Regions from separate parts of the Homo sapiens genome. Here regions 2 and 3 are each linked to region 1. Evidence: read pairs that join two places in POLR2A ChIA-PET (ENCODE). Cell type or tissue: OCI-LY7. All regions are shown on one strand. Links, peaks and the distances in the headings refer to the core of each region. The heading gives the core; the rest is flanking DNA.

Region 1 (7,159 bases), core at 1,910-5,909:
AGCTCATATTTCTTATCTTCCTTTCTTGCAACTTGTCTGATGGGCTGGTGCCAGATGACCGCAGCTGCTGAAGCCCGTGGATCCAGGTTGTTTAAAGAGGGATAAGAGGTCTTTCTCATTCTTTGTCTCAGTTTAGCAGTACTGTGATTTGTAATAGGCTGCAGACTTTAAAAGTTTAACTGAAAAGTCCCCTCTGTAGCCTCAGAGTGACAATGCTGCCAAAGAGTTGGCTGCAATCAAATCAGGCAGAAAATGCAATCAAACACACCTAACCCTGCAGAGAAGGACGGAAGAAGGGTGAATGCTCATTATAAGTAACATTGCCAGGACGAAAGTTTCTAACCTAACAAGAGCCTTCTGAGTCCCAGATTCTACATCTCCAGACACACATTCTCCACGGCTTGACACCAGGGGTTGGCAAACTTATTTGGTAAAGGGACTGATAGTTGATATATTTGGCTTTGTGGGCCTGCTGGTCTCTGTTGCAGCTACTCAACTTTGCTACTTGTGTGCAAAATCAGCCATTGCACCTAAATACATAACTTTATTCACAAAAACATGGGGGTGGGGGCATCGGATTTGACTGGAAGGTTATAATTTTCAGATCCCTGGTCTATACTAACTGGACACTAACTCATGTTTACCTGTGTGTCTAAAGCATTTTCATCTGACCAGTGCCTGATTATGAATTGATGACTCCTAGTTTGCTGGAGGGCGAAGTTGGACAGAAAATAAGATAATTTGGCCGGGTGCAGTGGCTCACGCCTGTAATCCCAGCACTTTGAGAGGCTGAGGCAAATAGATAACTTGAGGTCAGGAGTTCAAGACCAACCTGGCCAATATGGCAAAACCCTGTCTCTCCTAAAAATACAAAAATTAGCTGGGCGTAGTGGCTCACACCTGTAATCCCCGTCACTTGGGAGGCTGAGGCAGCAGAATCGCTTGAAGCCGGGAGGCAGAGGTTGCAGTGAGCCGAGATCGTGCCATTGCACTCCAGCCTGGGCGACATAGAGAGACTCTGTCTCAAAAAAAAAAAAAAAAAAAAAAGAAAATAATCCTTTTTGACTTCTTTCTCAGTGGTTCTTCTGAAAGTCCCAGGTAAGATTCTTATTGACTTAGCTTGGGTCAGGTGCTAATCACTGAACCTCTCATTGTACCCAGGGAGATGCTGCACTCTGATTGGTCAGGTCAGATTGCTCATCTTTGCAGCTGGATGGAGCAGTCAGCCACAGCCAAACTAGACTCACTGAGAATGAGTAGTGGTTTCCCAAAGGAAATCAGGATGCTGTTATCAAGAGAAGAGGAGAAAAAATGTGGAGCCACCCAAAACACCAGACTTGTACCTCTCATCTCATTCCCTTTCTTACAAAGGATCCTGTCAAGTTTCTTAATCTCTTCTCTCCAGTAGAAAAGAAATTATATACCCAAATTTATACTACACCGTTAGCACTAAATGTCACAGTCATTTCTTTCTTTCCCCAGGGGACTTGCATTTAAAAGAGAAAAATGTGATTTGGAAAGGGGCAGAGTTTCTTCTAAGAAACGCATTGTTGATAGTAGAATATCAGACAACAGAGAGGATGAGAAAATTGGAGGTTGGCGAATGTTGATGGGTGAAAGTAGGGACCCACTGGGGATCCTTCAGATCACACAATGGGGATATGGTGACCCCCCATATTTATTTATTTTTTTTAACAGGTCTTTTATTTCATGCTTGATTATGTAGTAAAAGGAGGAGATGATGGCGATGTCTTTCATGATCACTGAAGCCTAGGATTCTTCAGACGTAGAAGGGAAGATTGTTTCCGTGATTTGGGGCATGACCATATTTCCAAACCCAAAATTGGTGCACAAGATCAGACAAAAGAAATCTATATAGCAGTTGAGTCCAAGAAGCAGTGTGGGAAATTTAAATTGGACACCGAAATATTTGCATCTCTCAAGTGTTTTGGGGTTCATGGAGGTCTGCAATGTGGGCATTCTGTGAAATCTAGGGCAGCTGGCTACAAAAATTGTCCTCTTGAATTGACATGAATTGCATAAGGTATTCTTCTTGCCCTGGCTTGGCCACCTCATACTCATTCTTCAGTCTTAGCTCAACACCAGCTCTTCTAGGAACATTTTTTTCCCACTCTCTAGTCTGGGTTTGACATAAAACAATAATAATAGTTTGTTGTTACTGTATCTCATGATTCGGGGGCTGGCAGGGCTCAGCGGGGTGGTTCTTGCAGCCCTAGTTAGACGATGACCCAGGTTGGAGTCATTTCGAAGACTTCCCTTTCATGTTTCTGACACTTGATGTCCGGATTGTCTTTTATGGCCTGGCCTTGGAAGTCATGCAATGTCACTTCTGCTGTATTCTAGTTATGACAAATGAGCCATGCCGGGCGTGGTGGCTCACACATATAATCCCAGCACTTTGGGAGGCCAAGGTGGGTGGATTGCTTGAGGTCAGGAGTTTGAGACCAGCCTGGCCAACCATGGCAAAACCCCGTCTCTACTAAAAATACAAAAATTAGCTGGGCATGGTTGCACACACCTGTAATCCCATCTACTTGGGAGGCTAAGGAAGGAGAATTGCTTGAACCTGGGATGTGGAGGTTGTAGTGAGCCAAGATCACGCCACTCTACTCTAGCCTTGGTGACACAGTGAGACTCTGTCAGAAAGAAAGAAGGAAAGGAAAGGAAGGAAGGAAGGAGGGAAGGAGGGAGGAAGGGAAGGAAGGAAGGAGAAAGAGAGAGAGAGAAAGAGAAAAAGAAAGAAAGAAAAGAAAGAAAAGGAGAGAGAGAAAGAGAGAGGGAGGGAGGAAGGAAGGAAGAAGAAAAAAAAGAAATGAGCACTAAGTCTTGCACATTCAGGGGAGGTGGGTTAGTGAGGACTTACATTCTGCCTCTTGAGAGGAGCATCAAAAATTTGCAGAAAATTTGCAATTTTGCAATTTTATTTATTTATTTTTGAGATAGAGTCTCACTCTGTTGTCCTGCCTGGAGTGCAGTGGCGTGATCACAGCTCACTGCAGCCGTGACCTCCCAGGCTCAAGTGATCCTCGTGCTTCAGCCTGCCAAGTAGCTGAGACCACAGATGCGTGCCACCATACCTGGCTAATTTTTAAAAATTTTTTTGCAGAGACAGGGTCTTGCTATCTTGCCCAGGCTGGTCTCAAACTCCTGGGGTGAAGCAATTCTCCCTCCTTGGCCTCCCAAAGTGCTGGGATTACAGGTTTGAACCACTGCGTCTGGCTAAAAATTTGCAGATTTTTTTTTTTTTTTTGAGACAGAGACTCACTCTGTCACCCATGCTGGAGTGGAGTGGTGTGATCTTGGCTCACTGCAACTTCCGCCACCTGGGTTCACGTTGATTCTCCTGCCTCAGCCTCACGAGTAGCTGAGACTACAGGTGTGTGCCACCATGCCCAGCTAATTTGTTATATTTCTAGTAGAGACAGGGTTTCACTGTGTTAACCAGGATGGTCTCCATCTCCTGAACTCGTGATCTGCCTGCCTCGGCCTCCCAAAATGCTGGGATTACAGGCATGAGCCACCATACCCAGCCTGCAGACATATTTAAAAAGGGGAACTGCAGTTCCCCTTTTTGTATTACTTCCCCTAATCTTAGCCCTTAATCACACTGTATTATCATCAGCTTGTCTGTCTCCCTTTACCAGAGCCAGGGATTTCAGGGATAGAATTCAGGAGGTCTGTGACCTTGCATGGGAAAGTCTACAAACAGTTACTTTCTCTAAGTTCTAACTCTAACTTAGCATTTCCTTGATTGTGAAAGTTGGCAACACACCATGCAGTGGCACAAGTACCTGCCACTTTGCCACCATTTGAAGCCACGGATCTTTTCCCATAGCATTCCAGCAGCCGTGGATATCTGGAAATATTACTCACCTTGTCATGACTTTGGAATTATCGTGGTTATTAAACCCTGCTCTGAATTTTGTTATTAAATGCATTAATAAAGAAGCACATAGGGTATGATACCTCAGATTTGTTTTTATAAATACATTAATACCTTTGTATACATGTAATTGATTTTGCTCGTGATAATATCCATTTTATGCAGTTAAAGTTTTTTTTTTAATGTGTATTTTTGAGACAGGGATATCACTATGTTGCCCAGGCTAGTCTCAAACTGCTGGGCTCAAACAATCCTCCCACCTCAGCCTCCTGAGTAGCTGGGACTACAGGTGCATGCTGCCTGTAATCCCAGCTACTCAGGAGGCTAAGGCAGGAGAATAGCTGGAACCCTGGTGGCAGAGGTTGCAGTGAGGTGAGATCGTGCCACTGCACTCCAGCCTGGGCGACAGAGCGAGACTCCATCTCAAAAAAAAAAAAAAAAAGGGATATTTGGTTTCCACTCCCAGAGAGTCTAATGTAATTGCTCCAAAGGGTGCCCTGGGCATTAGGATTTTCAGCCACCACCCCCTCTCCCTCCCAGGAAATGCTATTTTACAGTCAAGGTTGAGAAACACTGGTTCTTGCAACCTGATGTGCCAATGAGTATATATAAAGCATGCTTCTTGCAATCTAATGTGCCAGTGAATCACCTGGGATGTTATTAAAATTGTTTCTGATTGTCTAGGTCTGGGTGGGCCCAAGATTTCCCATTTCTCACAAGCTTCCAGGTGTTGCTGGCGCTGCTGACCCAGGGACCACACTTTGAGAAGCAAGGATCTTGGCGGGGTTTCTCAATCTTGACACTATTGATGTTTTGGGCTGGATAGTTCTCTGTTGTGGGGGCTGTCCTGTGCATTGTAGGGTGTTCAGTGGCATCTGTGGCTTTTGCCTTCCAGATGCCAGTAGCACCCCCCAAATAGTGACAACCAAACGTGTCTTCAGACACCAGGAGGGCAAATTCATTCCGACTTGAGAAACTCTGGTCTGGGAGGTAGCTCTCTAAGGTTTCCTCTTTATGCCAAGACAGAATACTTAGCATTATTTGTAAAATAAGAAGAGGGATATCCAACTTTTTTTTTTTTTGAGATGGAGTCTCACTCCCTCGCCCAGGCTGGAGTGCAATGGCATGATGTCTGCCACTGCAATCTCCATCTCCCAGGTTCAAGCGATTCTCCCACCTCAGTCTCCTGAGTAGCTGGGGCTACAGGTGTGCGCCACCACGCCTGGCTAATTTTTATATTTTTAGTAGAGACAAGGTTTCACCATGTTGGCCAGGCTGGTCTGGAACTCCTGACCTCAAGTGATCCACCCCCCTCAGCCTCCCAAAGTGCTGGGATTACAGGTGTGAGCCCCCTGCCCAGCCTTCAACTTTTTTATTTCTATCATCTTGAAACATCAAGCAGGGTCATCCTACATTTAGAAATATCTTAGTGATGACAAAGAAGCTGGGAGCCAAGAGGCCTGAGCTCAGTCTCAGTTTCGTTGCAACTTGCTGTGTGACTTGGGGTGGGTCACACAACCTCTCTGGGTGTCAGTTTCCTTGCTGTGAAAATGAAAGGATTGGAGGAGAGCAGAGATGGCAAATTCCAGCCTCACCAGGGCTTATTCAGGTAACTGCAGGCCAGAGGGGGGCTCAGGGGTGTGTGTGTGTGTGTGTGTGTGTGTGTGTGTGTGTGTGTGTGTGTGTGTGCATACAGAATTGGGAGGGGTATGAGGAGACTTCAACCCATTTCATGGGAGTTATGGCTACTTAGCTGTCACTGATGACAGCCATATGGCAATGCAAATGCAATATTGCCCTCTGTATTAGTCCATTTTCATGCTGCTGATAGACATACCAGAGACTGGGCAATTTGCAGAAGAGGTTTAATGAACTCATAGCTCCATGTGACTGGGGAGGCCTCACAATCATGGCGGAAGGTAACAGGCACGTCTCACATGGTGGCAGACAAAAGAGGAGAATGAGAGCCAAGTGAAAGAGGAAACCCCTTATAAAATCATCAGACCTCTTGAGATTTACTCACTACCAAGAGAACAGTATGGGGAAACTGCCCCATGATTCAATTATCTCCCACTGGGTCCCTCCCACAACACAGGGGAATTATGGGAGGATACAATTTGATATGGGTGGGGACACAGCCAAACCATATCACCAAGTTTTCAGGTTTTTTTTTTTTTTTTTTTTTTTAGAGAGGTTAGAAATTTGGATTATTATGTAAATCTCTCTTTATAAATACATTACATTAAAATTTAAAAAATGCAGGTGGGACAAAAAAACTCTGTTGTAAAATTCCAATCCATGTGCTCTGGTGTGTGCAGCTCAGATCATAACAATCACAATAGACACACACACTTAGAGCATTTGCTGTGTGCCACGAAGACACCAATTCATTCCACCCTTACAATAATCCTATGAAGTCACTATTACTATTATCCTTGTCTTCAATATTGTAATTGTTTTTCTCACCTCCTCAGGGCCTATCCCTTTTTTTAAGATAAGGATACTCTACAGAGAGAGGTTAAGTATGTTACCCTAAATTGCACAGCTAGGAAGTGCCCAAGTGGGGATTTAAACTTAAGTCACCTGTCCTCGGAGGCAGTCCTGAAAGATTCTTGCCTACAGGGGCTGCTGCATCTGACTCTGCAGTTGTGCATGTCACGGCCACTGGGAAATGGTGCCCTCTGAAGTTGTGCAATGCTATAGTCCCATAACAACGTTTTTTTTTTTTTGTTTTTTGTTTTTTTTCAGAGTCTCTCTCTGTTGCCTAGGCTGGAGTGCAGTGGTATGATCTTAGCTCACTGCAACCTCTGCCTCCTGGGCTCAAGCTATTCTCCTGCCTCAGCCTCCTGAGTAACCGAAATTACAGCTGTGTGCCACCACGCCTGGCTAATTTTTGTATTTTTAGTAGAGATGGGATTTCACCATGTTGGCCAGGCCAGGCCAGTCTTGAACTCCCTACCTCAAGTGATCTGCCCGCCTCGGCTTCCCAAAGTGCTGAGATTACAGTCATGAGCCACCACGCCCAGCCAACAATGGTTCTTTGTTGCATGGAAACTCTAGAGGGGCTATGTAGACAAGGACAAGGGCCGCCGTGGTGTTTTTCTGGGTGGACTGATAGCTGAGGACCAGATTCTCCCACCCTCACCCCACTTCCATGCTGAAGGTTGCAGGACTGTGCTACAAACCCTGGAAGGACTGAGATGACATATTCCATGGGCACAGTGGCCTGGAGGACCAAAGGCTGAGGTAATAGGA
Region 2 (7,159 bases), core at 1,987-5,986, 380 kb after region 1:
ATTCAGCACAGTGTAGAAATCACGACATTTGGTCTTTCATCCTGAAATGTAGGACAAACTTGAGCAATTCTTTTCTTTCTGGGCTACACAAGCCTCAGTCGTCTCTGAATCATGGGAGTTTGCCCTTCATGATGAGATCTGGGTTTTAGTCCTGACATTTGCTGGATGGGTAACCTTGGGAAAATCACTGAACTGGTTTGAGCTTCTTCTTAGGTTAAAGAGTGATAAGCTTTGCTCTGCTTGTTTCACAAGGTCATTATGAGGTTTAAGTGAGATGGTGCATACAAAAGTGCTCTCCTTCTGGAATGTGTGACTTGAATGTAAAAGGATAGGGTTCTCAGGACTGCAAACCCAAGTGCCCATGTGACCCAAGCCAATAAGATAACCAAAGAAGGCCCACTGAGTTGCCATCCTTCCAGGCAGACACCATCATTTTGTGTATATAAGTGTAGGAAGATTCTTTTCTTCCACAGAGACATATGTTTTCTTAAATTTTGCTTAAAATTCACTGACCCTCTTCAACTAGCTTTTTTGGCCCATTGCTGATAGAGATATGGGTAAAAAGAAACATTACCATGATGAAATTTAGAGTGCAAGAACAATAAAAATGGTAAAGGATACGTGGGTCTGGCTAATTAGAGACAACAGAGAATGGTGAGGACTGTGGCAAGCTGGAGAGCTTGCACACTCTCAGCTGCAGCCCCTTGTTCCCAGGAGAAAATGAGACTCTTGGGGTCAGGTTTCTAACTTCTGAAAAGAAACAGGCATTTAGAGACATATGTAAAACCTCCTTATATTTAATTAGCCAATACCTAATTAAAGTTTTAAAAAATATTAGAGAAACATCCAGGGGTGGTATTGTCTTGTAGGCTACAAGTTTGTGACCCAGACAGCCAGTGATGGAATGTTTTCTCATTAACTTAAAACAGGATCATGTCTTAATTGTCTTTTGAGGCCAATGTAGAGTCTATCACAACATTGAGATCTACCAGGTAACCCATCTCCTGAAATGAAATGTGCAAAATTCCCTAGTAAGCGGGGTTTTAAAACCTTTTGTAATTTTTCCTGGGCCCAGGTCCTAAAAAGTGAAGTCATTTTCAGAGTGGGTCTTCCCAAAGTGGGAAGATATTGTGCATTGAGTTTTCCCTCAATCTTCAGTGATCTGTCCCGGGTATCTTCTGCTTGCCCTGTACATTAATTCTGCACCCTCCTTCCCAGACCTGTGCCCTGGGAGACTGTCCCTGATATATCCCCTCAATGAGATCCTCTGTCCTCTGGCTACCCCTGGAGTTTGCCCAAAGGGGATGGGCAGGTGGGAGGAGGAAAGGCGGGAATATATATCCCACGGGTTCCTTTTGACCAGGTTACCATGAGTCCTATGTTCGTCTACCAAAGGTTCCTTTCTGACACCAGTCTCAGGTCACTGAACTATCCCTTCTTGGTTTCTTAAACACCACTCCTACCTTTTCATTGTCTTTTTATTAAACTCTTCCCCTATTACCTACTGGGGTAGGTCAGGTGTTCCCTGCCTGGTCAAACAATTGATACAATAATACTTCATAGGGAGGGTCCAGTTCCGGATCAGAATCACAGGTGAGCTACCCACGCAGTCCTCATGGAAGCACTCAGGAAATATTTGCCAGAAAAAGAGATTAACCTTTATGTAGTTCCTGACAAAACTAAAAAAAAAAAAAAAAAAAAAAATGCATATTCAAACACCTGTCTTAGAAGAAACAAAAGTCTCACACATATTAACTATTTTTTTTTCAACTTACATCGAGGTGACAGGCATCTTTTATACAGAAGGTAATATTTAGATGTCATAATTTCTAGTGGGGCAGAAGAACTAATTAAATGCATGTCAATAATGATAATGATGATGGCATAAGCAAAGGATAGTTTTTGGTTGCTGATTATTCGGGAGATACTATGCTATGTGCTTTATATAGATTGTCTCAGTGACAGCTCACAAAATTTGGAGGGAGCTACACTTCTATACTCACTTTATAGATAAGAACCTTGAGGTTTTAGAGATGTTCACTGACTCAGAATCATACGGGAAGTGTGTGACTCAAGCCCAGCTCTCATAGTTACCTCTAGATTTCAGTGCATTCAGATTTCAAAGACAGGAGTGGTCAATGAGGGCTGGAGTAGTCCAGAAAGAAAAGTATTGATGAACTTCATCATATATTTCAGAAATTGATTTTTGAATCAAAAATCTCTGGGCCACACTGTTTGGATCCTTCAACTGGGCAAGAGAGGGCACCCGCAGTGGTTGTGCATGGAAGGTCACAGTTCTTGCTATGCCAGGAAGTTGACGAGAAGCTGGGAGACCTAATTTTATTATTTGTTATTTTTATTTTACTGCTGAAACAAATTTTGTTCATGGGAAAAGACACTTATTTCTAATGAATCATACATAGGAGCAATGTTAAAAAAACATTTACTTCTTAAAAAAATTTTTTTTGGTCACTTAGGTCATTCCCCTTTCCTAACAAAACTAAAGTTTTGGGGGAGTTGCTACTTACTCCCCATTAGATGTAGCCTGATAAAGCTCTTTTTCAAGTCCCCTGTTCTAGTCCCCTAGCCAGTATGACTGATTGCTGGTAAATTGGCCTTGTTTGTATGCACACATTTTGCCATGTGACTGCGAAGCTCTGTCTGTTAAAAGATAGCATTTATTTTTCCATTGCTTAAGTTGGGCTGGCCTTTTGACTTACTTTGTCCAATGGAATGCAATAGAAGTAAGCACAGTACAGTTCTGAGACTAGATCACAAGGACTTACAGGCTTTTGCTCTTACAACTCTGCTACCACCATGGGAACAAGCCTAGGTTAGCCTGCTGGAGGATGAGAGACCTTATGAGAGGAGCTGAACCATCTTATCTAAGGCCACGCAAGACCAGCCAGTCATCAGCTGAGTCTAGCCAAAATTATTGACCTGCAGGACCACGGACTAAATAAGTGGTCCCTGTTTTAAGCTGCTGAGTTTTGGAATGGTTTTTTAATGCAGCAAAAGCTAATGGCTCCAGTTGGGCAAACTGGACACTCTTTTCATGAAATTTGCATCTTGACCATAGAAGACAAGAAAATGAGGAAATTTGAAGAGCAATTCATTTAGTCCAGTGGTGGGACCTCAACAAACTGGTCTGCAGTTTCTACTTTCTAGACTCAGGGTCTGTTCTGACATTGAACCATTTCTAAGATTAGTCCTCCACCTTTCACATCCATTCTGTGAGTTACTGGTAACCCTGCAAGGAATTTCCTTTTTGTTTAAGTTACCAAGTCAGTTGATCCTGCTTGCAGTCCAAGAACTGTAACATCCCAATATACAATTTGATGTGGTCATCTACAGCCTTGACCAAGCAGGAGAGGGACAGGGTGGCACATGCAACTTTTGAAGTAATACCTGGTGACAGGGACCTCTTGCCTAGCACTCTCTAGGCCACTGCCTGCTTTGGCCACACTGCAGGAACAGTCCTGCTCTTTGAGCTCTGATAGAATCCCAGGCTGGGGACATTTATGCTTGCCTCGCTACAGAGCTATAGGATGTGTCAGGGGCTATGGTCACAGCAGATATTCTTTTCTCTCTTATCAACTTCCTAATAGGTCAGCTGATTTTGGTTCCATGCGGCTGCATAGGATGTCCTGATTGTGTTATGGGTGATTTCATTTTTGAAAAGGCATTCTGAGGCATGATGGATTCTGGACCTGGGCACATGCTGCTCCCTTTCCCTGGAATATCCCTATCAACCTCTCTCCCACACCACCCTCTACTCATTCCTCTGTCAGCTTTGAACACTTTCTCTGAGTGTTCTTTCCTGCCTGCACAGGACTGGGGTAGGCAATTCTTCTCTGGGTCCTCAAAGCCCCTGGTAGCATCACACCATGTTATAAATGTAATTATGTTTACTTGAATATCTCTCCCTCTCTGCTGTAGTTCCCTGAGTTTCTGGGCTTATGCTTTTATCATTTCACCTGTCATTCCAATCAGACAAAAAATAAAACCATAGGTGTCAGACATAATTTCATATTTCAGCAGAGTGATATTGGTCAATCAACTCATTAAATCTTTCTAGGTGTTGGAGGGCCAGATCCAATCTAGATACCTGACCTGTCTTGGTTGTCCTACATAGGGTTAATAAATGACAACAGTTAAATCTTGTGAGACTGCATGGCTGAATTTCTAGCTTCTCTCAAAAGATCTGATTGGCCACCCCTGGTCTGTGTTTCTGTGTGGCAACAACCAGTAGAGCAACAGCCATTCAGCCATTCAGAATCAGGGTCAGGATTAGGGTCAGGGTTAGAATAAGGGTCAAGCTCAGGGTCAGGATAAAGGTCAGGGTTAGGCTGAGAGTCAGGGTTAGGGTCAAGATTAGGGTGAAGGTCAGGGTTAAAGTTAGGGTGAGGGTCAGGGTCAGAATTTGGGTTAGCCCCAGTGAGCCCTGTGTAGAAACTGTGTAAGCTCCTAAGTCACCTGAGTTCCCTGGCTCACCTCTGAGACTGCAGTGGATTGGATCTAAGCTCCTTAATGCTTTTTTACTTTCACAGTCAAGAAAGTGAAAAAAAAATGTTGCCAATCAAACTATTGTACAATGAAGAATGGAGGATGCATCCTAACTTCAGGGATGTTGTAATGTGAAAAATGTATATCTTAGGATTTTAGTACATGGTACCTGCGTGGCTCTGGCAGAAATCAGAGTTTGTCAACCTTGGACCAGATGATGCTTCCCATTTTACAGCAACCTTGCCCTCGAGTTCAGTTCTAAACAGAAGAGAATCTTTGTATTTACTTCCAACCGTCTTGTATTGCTTAGTATTTTATAAAGGCATTAATTATAATGAAATATATTCATACATATTATTTTGTATGTATCTTGATATATATCATGCTTCATCTCACATTATGCTAAAGAATAATCACCAATGGTATCCATATGTATCAATTATGACCAATATAAAATTTAAAAATAACTTGAAGGCTGTAGTTATTAGAAAGGCCATGAGGTGATAGTAACATTTACCCTAGTTCACAATCCCTTATCTTTGATTCCCAAAATCCTAAAAGCTCTGAATACCAAAAGTTTTTTTAAACTTATTTTCTGTGATTCATGTAGCAGAAAAATCTATTGAACTTTTTAAAGCTTAAAAAAATCTCATTTAGTAATCCTAATGCTTCATTGCAGAAATATTTATATTTTTACATACAAGATGCTATTCCTCACCTTCCTTCCTGAAGATATTATCTACTACATGGTATATGTACCATATTCTCTTTCTAAGATCTGGAAAACTCTGAACTGTAAAACACATCTGCCTCAAAGAATTTTGGTTGAGGAATTTGTAGATTTGTATAAATATAGACACTAGCCCTCCCAGCTAGGAAAGACTAGTCCAGAGTCAAAGTAAGTTTTCTCTAAGCTTTAGCTACACCCATTAGCCGAGGCTTGATATTATGCATTATTTCTTTACTTAGTCCATTCTTGATCCATCTCAGCGAATAGGCACCAGTATAATAGGACATTGTTCCTTAATAGGGATGGGCTTGTTATGTACCCAGCTCCCAATTCTATCTCTTATGACTCTAACCACAGAGGGAGAAAAATAGTGATAGAAAAAACATACTGCATGCACCTTCTGTTTTAACAGGAATGTGCTGTCAAGAGAGCGTGATATGATAAGGCCTTAAATACATTGATGCTCTAACAATGTGTTGAGAATGGGAAAGGTAACATTTAATAAGCATGTTAGGGTAATTAGTTAAGTCACTTGTCAATTAACTAGATTACCTAATAGCTAATTTGTCTCTCCAAGCAGCAGGCTTTGTGGAAAGGCAGTCAAGGAAAACTTATTTTGAAAGGATGGCCTTCCCACGTAAGTATACCTAAGCCAGCCCAATTTCAGTGTTTCTGTTGGCCTCAGAGCTCCACTGGTGAGGATCTTAGTTTTCTTATTTGCTTTTAAATGAAGTCCCTTCCTTTTCTTCTCTTTTTAAGATCTTCTCCTTCCTTCCTTTCTTCCCTCCTTCTTTTTCTTTTCCTCCTTTCCTTCCTTCCTCTCCTCCTTCCTTCCTTTTTCCTTTCTTCTTTCTCTTTCTTTCCTTCTTTTTTTTAAAAAACTTTTATTTTATTTTATTTTATTTTCCTGTAGTTGATTTTACCTTAGATTAGAAGCCACCAACACTCCCTGTGAAGGACCAGCTAGTAAATATTTTAGGCTTTGCAAGACAAGAGACTAAATTGAGGATATGTGCAGGTACTTATGTAACAAAAGAGAAAACAGATTTTTACAAAATTTTTCAACCATTTATGTGAAAATTCTTTCTAGTTTGCCAGCTATATAAAAACAGGTTTCAGGTGGGATTTGACTCACTGGCTGTAGTTTGCAGATCCCTGGTTTGCATCATCACTAAATTGTTAATTTCCTAAATCAGCATGGTTAGATTTGCAATCTGGAAGTTATCAAAATCATCTGGCCTCCCCACTGTGTTCATCATTCACCCTCCCAATAAGAGGCTAAAAGCATAGACTCCAGACCCCAACTATCCAGATTTGAATCCCAGCTTTGCCAAGAAGTGTGCAACCTTGGATAAGTTACTTAACCTCTCTGTGCTTCAATGACACCATCCCCAAAACAGAAATAGCGATCTCATAGGATTGCTATGAAGATTACAGTGAGGTGTATAAGTAAAACATTTACCGCAGTGTCCGGCACATAGGCAGAACTATGAAAGTGTTAACTTCTTTTTATTACTTTAATGGCACAGGGAGTAGAATAAGGAACACTTCCCCTTTGCAATGAAATGATAAGCAGACTCTATTCCCTGATCCCTGGAGATCCATTTGGTGACGGACTTCATGCCAAGAGGAGAGAAGCTGCAAGGAGATATTCTTGGGCATTTTCCGAGCGTGCTTATGCAAACAGGATGCTGTAAATGTCTCTTTGGAGAAGGAGCCTGCCAGCAGGTCTCAGTTTTGCCTCGTGATTTATTGGGACCCTCTGCTTTTGTTCAAATAGGTTTTCCTGCCTCAGCTCTTCAATGATTGGACTGCAAGTCATGCCCTGTATAGTACCAAGTCTGTCTCCATGCCCTACATAATATGTGATGAGAAGAAGTGCTATTAAAGAGGTTTCCTGTTACGGTCTCCTCATTGGCACCA
Region 3 (7,159 bases), core at 1,754-5,753, 1.2 Mb after region 1:
TGGTGAGCATAACAGGGATCTTGAATGGAACATTGAACTTCTGGTTCCCAAGCCCACCATCCCGTCTCAGCCAGTTACTTCATCTTTCCAGCTCTCAAGCAAAAATCCCTGGTGTCTTCCTTGACCCCATGTTCTCTCTCAACCTACCCTCACCCCTCCAATCCATCTGCAATCAAATCTCCCTCCAAAGTAGATTTGTAATTTAACCTCTTCTCACACAGCTGCTGCTACCTCCCATTCCATCCCCAACAGAGCTCCCTGATGCTACTCTTGACCCTTTTGGTCCATTCTTTACAGGGAACTGGTGTTTTCTGTTCAGCCATAAGTCAGATCATGCCACTCCTCTTCTCAAAGCCTCCCATGGGCCCCACAGCACACTCAGTAAAAAGTAAAGTCCTACACCACCTGCCCCATCCACTCCTCCCTGACTGCATCTCCAGCTAATCTCCCTCATGCTCCATCAGCTGACCTCTAACTGTTCCTCAAACACACAAGGCACCTTCCTTCTACCAAGAATTCTGGTCCCTCAGCTATCCACATGGGTCTCTTCATTCTGCCTTCACATCTCTGTCACCTTCCTGATGAGTTCTTCCATGACAACGCTATTTATAATTGCAGTCTCCCCAGCAGCACAGCGACCACCTGGAACTGCTAACTAAGTGAACTGGAGCAAGTCATCCCCTCACTCAGACTCTGACCCATAATACAAGAGGGAAAACAACTATATCAGAGGATTACTTCGAGGAACAAACAAGATAATGCAAGTATACTTATTCTATGAACTATAAATCTCTAAGCCAGGGGTCAGCAAATGTCTTCTGCAAAGGGCCAGATAGTAAATATTTTAGGTCTTATGAGTCGTAGGGTCTCTTTTACAACTAAATTCAGCCACTGTCACCACTGCAGCATGGAAGAAGCCATAGACAATACTTCATGAACGGACATGGCTGTGTGCCAATAAAACTTTATCAAGTGGTGGGCCAGATTTCGCCACGGGCTATATGTAGCATACAGATCCCTGCTCTAAATCATTACTTACTGTTATTATTGGTAATGATAAAAATATACATGAAGATCTTAAATGCCCAGGAATACAAAACGTACTCTGTATCAGTTGTGTGTGTGTGTGTGTGTGTGTGTGTGTGTGTGTGTGTGTGTGTATTTATAGTGTGTGTGTGTATATATATAGTTTGTTTTCTCCTGGTCGAACATAAACTCCAGGGGGAGCAGGTATCTTATTTCCTGTGTGCCTTGCATACTGTTCCAACTTTAGCACCAAAAACAGCACATAACACATAGCTGCCCTTCAGGAAATATTTCTGAAGGAATGAATGAATCCTGTATTTTATCAATGATTTTAATAGATCTTCTGGTGTATTTTTGACTACATGTAATGGTTGCCTTGCATGCTGATTTTGCAGCAGTAGCTCTCAACCAAGAGACATTCAGTCATGTCTGGAGACATGCTTGTCACAACTGGGAAGGGGTGGTGATAATGGCATCTAGTGGGTAAAGACCAGGAGTTCTCTAAACACCCTACAATGCACAGGAAAGCCCACCAAAACCAAGAATTCTCCAGCCCCAAATATCAACCATGCTGAGGTTGAGAGACCCTGCTTTGGAGCCTAATGTCCCATGAAATCCTACTCCACTGTGTGTACCAACATTTAAATGCACATACTCCATATCCATTAGAATCTGAAATTAATAAGGCATCTTCCCCCTCACATAAATAGAAGCCGTCATTAGGAAGTCCAGCATGCTAAACAGCTCATAGAATGTTCCATAATGTCTCTTGCTTAGACAGCTGAGGACCTGTCACCTCACAATCACAAGGTGGCTGCGCCCCCTTCAGTATCACATCCCCGTTCTGGGCAAGAAAAAGCTGAGGGTGAAGTGCATAAAGAATATGTCCCAGATGAGTGTGACTGCCACTGCCTCCTACCCCACCTGGAGCCTTCCTGGAAGCTATAGCCAATTACTTCACTTTTATTGGTCAAAACTATGTCTCTAACATCAAAGAAGGCTGGGAAGTATAATTTTTAAAACTAGGCATGTTGACACAGCCAACAAATTGTTGTTGTGTCAGTAAGGAGGAAAGAACACTGGACATTGTATGAGTATCTGGCATTGCTACCACATCCTTCAGTTTAGAATTATCACATCTAAGAATTTTTCACAGCACACAAAGACATGAATAGTATGAGAATGTTCATCCCAAAATGATTAATATAGAAAACTGGAAACCATCTAAATACATGTAGCTGGTGCTGATGGTGTCCCACCAAGATCTCTTTAATGAATTGGCATTCCTCCCCTTAAATAGCAGTGAGGGTTGGCTGCTAAGAGCTCAAGCCACAGCATCATCTCAAGAGGACAAGAGGATTGCCAGGATTCTTCCTCTGTCCTCTCCTGCTTCATCCACTCCCTTGATAAATCACGTTTATAAAAATGCCCATCTCAGGCAATGGTTCCAGGAAACCAGTACTTAAGACAACATACATCAATAGAAGACTGACCATTTAGATTAAAATATAAGCACAAAATAATGAATGCCAGTTAGAATTAAGCAAAGCTATTTACAACAATATTGACAAGATGTCTGAGATATTTCACTGAATGCAAGATAAAAAAGCAAGTTAAAGAACATTATGTATAATATCGCTTGATTTGTATTTAAAAAACACTATACTTCAACCTGCTTAAGTATGTGTATTTCAAAAATTTCTATAAAAATGCAAAAGAAAGTGTTAGCATTTGTTTCTTCTGGTTACTTTTCCATCTTCTATTATTCTGTATTGTTTGAATTAAGAAAAAGATATTTTTATTTTGTGACTTAAAGTTTTACTTAAATCATCTCCATTATTCAATAAGGTGAGATGTTCAGATTTTTGGTTAACATAGTATTTGCTTCCAAAAGATTTCAATGTTTAAAAAATTAAATAGAAAGCTTAGGTTCCGGCCGGGCGTGTAGGTTCACACCTGGAATCCCAGCACTTTGAGAGGCCAAGGCGGGCGGATCACGAGGTTAGCAGTTCGAGATCAGCCTGGCCAATATGGTGAAACCCCATCTCTACTAAAAATACAAAAAATTAGCCGGGCGTGGTGGCATGCGCCTGTAGTCCCAGCTACCAGGAGATTGAGGCAGAACTGCTTGAACCCGGGAGGCGGAGGGTGCAGTGAGCTGAGATCACACCACTCACTCGGGCCTGGGTGACACAGCAAGACTCCATCTCAAAAAAAGAAAAAAAAGAAAGAAAGAAAGCGTAGGTTCCAGTCCAGTTCTGCCATTTACTGAGTCAGCTTAGGCAGGTTATTCCACCTCTCAGATGCTAACTTACAAAATAAGGGTTAAAACAAATATATTAACCTACAGTGTTATATGAGGAATAAATCAAGTAATGCATACGTAGGCATTCTGTGACCTATAAATCCTCAAATGATACTTACCATTGTTATCAATAATGATACAGAAAATATATCAAGACTTTAAATGTCCACAGATACAAATTAAATAGTATTACATAGTAGGCCGCAGACATGGTTCTGTGATGCAAATAAGAAAAACTGACTGCACTCGGAATCATTTAGGAAGGCTAGAGAACAAGGCACGGACAGAGAGCTGCACAAAAGATGGCTTTCCATCCCTAACCACAGGAAAAGCACATTACAGCCTAGTCTGGTGGGGATGTGCTGTGTCCCCCATGGAGAGCACTGGAAGCTGCAGCTTGTCCGGCCAGCACCCCCAACCCTGCAGCCTGCAGGCCCTGGAGAGAGGCTGCTCCTGTAAACGATCCCTGCTGCAGTTGGCACTGCTGCCCCCAAAGACCTCAGTGCAGCTGCAGCATCGCGAAAACACAACCTCTCCCACTACTTCTTAACCAGCACTGGCTACTCGGTCTTGAATTAAAGAATGGGACTCTAGGTGGGCGCGGTGGCTCACGCCTGTAATCCCAGCACTTTAGGAGGCCGAGGCGGGCAGATCACGAGGTCAGTAGAAACCCTGTCTCTACTAAAAATACAAAAAATTAGCCGGGTGTGGTGCCGGGGGCCTGTAGTCCCAGCTACTAGGGGAGGCTGAGGCAGGAGAATGGCGTGAACCTGGGAGGCGGAGCTTGCAGTGAGCCGAGATCGCGCCACTGCACTCCAGCCTAGGCGACAGAGTTAAAAAAAAAAAAAAAAAAAAAAAAAGAATCTGACTCTATATTAAGAGGCAGGAAAATTTCTTCCAACTATTAGAAGGGGATTTAGACACCAGAAACAGCAACAACGAAAGATAAATATTACCTGTTTTATGCAGGCATAGAAGTCCTTGTACGTAGACAAAATCCAAGTCACTTTACTTATACATTCACAAATATATTTTTATAAATTGGATTCTCAGAGAAGCTGACTTGAGACAGAAATGAACATGCAGGACTTGACTAGAAAGTGCTCTCAGCATCTGCACCTATGAAGGGAGGGAAAGAGAGGATTGGAGAGAGGCAGAGCTTGGGTTGCAAGGCAGCCTCAATGAAGGATTTGTGACACTGTTATAACCAGAGGGCTGCCACATCCTGGCCATCACAGCCACAGGAAAAATCGGGAAGTTGGAGATATAAACAAAGAAGGGACAAAGGGCTTTTCCTCAACTGGCTCTTTCCTTTCCCAGGTCGTAGATTTTTTTCCCAGAAGTCCCTGGAACAGTGGGACTCACATCTCACTGGCCAGAACTGGTCACATGGCTGTCCCTAGCTGAAAGGGAGACTGGGAAAGTGAGTTTCTGGGAAAGAAGAGAGAAGCGGCCATATTTGGATTACATGAACTGGCAAAATGACAGACAAAACATGTAAGTGCCCATCCTCACTTTGCTTACAACCCTGTGAACCTCTCAGTTCACTTGCTGGGTACCAGCCATAGGGCTAAGACTTTTTACACTAAGCACCCGTCTGAGTCTTACAATGACCCCATTGTGTGGCTTTTATTATCAGGCCCATTTGACAGATGAGGAAACTGAAGTTCAGAGAAGTTATTGGTCCACAGGTCCAAAGTCACAGAATTAGTAAGCAGCAGAGATTCAATTGAAACCCAAGTCTGCATAACCCCAGGGTCTGTATTCATAGCTACTTCCCAGTAATGCTTCCCAGCAGGTAGCTATCTAATTATGGTGGCTGTGAGGAAGGAATGAGATCATCTTTGTAAGGAACTTAATATAGTACCTGGTACTGAATATACAGGAACAACGAGGAGAAAGTACCTGACAGACTTTAATGAGATTTCAGCCAGTAAACTCTCAGCTACCCAAATGTGGCTATTTGCTGAAAACTTCTAGTACTAGAAAAACTTCTGTACTAGAAATGTGGGAAAGGGACATTCAAGGGATCTGAGAGATGAGGAAGATTTCCTGGAAGTCTGGCACCTGAGTTGGACCTTGCATGGCAAAGAAAAGCAGACAGAAAGCCTTGCTTCTTCTCTGAACCTGCTGTGGATACAAAGAAAACTAAAGTGAAATTAAAATGTTTGACCAAAATTATCCAGTGCCTCACCACTCCATGAGTGCTCCACAAGTCAGTACCATGAGCACCCTCCCAGAGCTTATTAGGAATGCAGAATCTCAGGTCCTGTTCCAGACTTACTAAATCAGAGTTTCTTTTCAACAAGGTCCCCAGGTGATCTGGATGCATTTAAAAGCTTAAGGAGCACTGTTCCAGAGGGCTCACTGAGAGCACAGGCTGAGGATAAGCAGAACACCAACTTTGAGACTAACCCAGTCTGTAATGGAACTGGACATCATAAGCCAGTCACTGTGCTTTAGATAGATTCTCTTATTTAGTCACCGTGGGCTGTCAGCAACTTTATGGCTTACCACTACTATTATTGGCAGATGAAAAACCTCATCTGATTTAGTAACTTGACCAATTTCACATAACTAATAACTTGGCAGAAACACAACTTGATTCTAGAAGTATCATTCTTTTCCACTACAAAACATCCCCTAATTATGGCGGCTGTAAGGAAAGAATGAGATCATCTGTGTAAAGAACTTAATACAGTGCCTGGTACTTAACATACGTGAACAATGAGGAGAAATCATCTGACTTTAATGAGATTTGAGCCAGTAAACTCTCAATTACCTAAATGTGGCTATCTCTTGAAAACTTCTAATGCCAGCTTCTACCAACAAGCAGAACACATTTCAACAACTTTCTTCTTCCATCAGCCCATGTTTTACCAAATGAAAATAATTCTTATTACTAGCCTAAACAAAATATAATTAGAAAGGTGAATCTGTAGCCCTGAGTCAAAAATGGGCCAAAGAAGTTTTACATAAACGATTTTGGGTTTTCCACTGTTTCGAATTATCCATGTCACTGCTTCCCTTATTGGCACTCATAACCGAGTGTTAACTATATTACATGCAATTAAATTCAAAATATTTGTGCAGCAATTATATGGATTCATCAAACCTAATGGTGCAGTCACGATGTCGTGTGTACTCATCAGCAGTACTCAAAAAAATTGGCATATAGAAATATATTCCCACTAGCTGATAAATATAAAACAAATATTGTGTCTAGTGCCATCATATTAGCTGGTATCTATCAATAGTAAACAAATTAGGAGATTCTAACAATATTGATCCTACCATCAGTACTTTTTTGCATTCTTCATTAGAGAGCTGATATATCCAGAAGGCATTTGTTCAGCAATCAATCACTAAGCCATACTTGTGTTTACTCTATTTTTTATTCACTTATTTATTTTCTGTCTTCTTTTGAGATCCTCTCAGCTTCTCATTTTCGGTTACCCAGTATATGAACCCCTTGTAGCAGACACTGGTGATGCCCACCCCTGATTCTCGTGGCCCACCTCCACATTTTCCAGGAATCAACGTGGACATTCTCCACCCACACTGACGCTTCCCACCTCCAGCTTTCATGACTCTTTCTCTAACCAGGGGCTCCTCTGGTGCCGAGCTTGCTCGGCCGGGGATGTAAGGCCTCTATGAACAAACCTCAACCAATGAAGAATGAGAGTTGGAGGATACATATTCTAGCTTTCCCACTAAAAAGCCAGTGGGTCAGTTCTGAAGTGAGTCCTACATGATGCTTCAGAGGCTCCTCAGTGGAATGGAGCCCCGGATGCCCACAACGGAAAGCCACTCACTAATGCATCTTTC

Evidence for each region. ChIA-PET counts read pairs that join two places held together with the same protein. Peaks named below come from ENCODE experiments on the same cell type or tissue, not always from the same donor. Only the 100,000 strongest peaks of a DNase experiment are listed, where the experiment ranks them.
Region 2: POLR2A ChIA-PET joins it to region 1 with 5 read pairs; 3 of 35 experiments call an interaction of 5 or more read pairs at or near these places.
Region 3: POLR2A ChIA-PET joins it to region 1 with 8 read pairs; 1 of 35 experiments calls an interaction of 5 or more read pairs at or near these places.

What each region holds. Positions count from the first base shown.
Region 1 is chr20:53,529,295-53,536,453 of GRCh38, reverse strand. No RefSeq gene overlaps it. Among named protein-coding and RNA genes, the nearest start is that of ZNF217-AS1, 20 kb to the left of the region's middle. RefSeq lists a silencer at 908-1,208. In OCI-LY7, for the core only: no CTCF peak of the experiment used is centred there; DNase peaks (open chromatin) are centred at 3,343 and 3,583; H3K27ac peaks cover 908 bases.
Region 2 is chr20:53,149,598-53,156,756 of GRCh38, reverse strand. All of the region lies in intron 1 of TSHZ2 (teashirt zinc finger homeobox 2), which reads right to left. Among named protein-coding and RNA genes, the nearest start is that of TSHZ2, 180 kb to the right of the region's middle. In OCI-LY7, for the core only: no CTCF peak of the experiment used is centred there; no DNase peak of the experiment used is centred there.
Region 3 is chr20:52,337,781-52,344,939 of GRCh38, reverse strand. It overlaps LOC105372666 (a long non-coding RNA gene), which reads right to left. Exons shown (of 17, transcript XR_007067652.1): 4 at 4,288-4,450. Among named protein-coding and RNA genes, the nearest start is that of ZFP64, 150 kb to the right of the region's middle. In OCI-LY7, for the core only: a CTCF peak has its summit at 1,867; no DNase peak of the experiment used is centred there; H3K4me3 peaks cover 361 bases.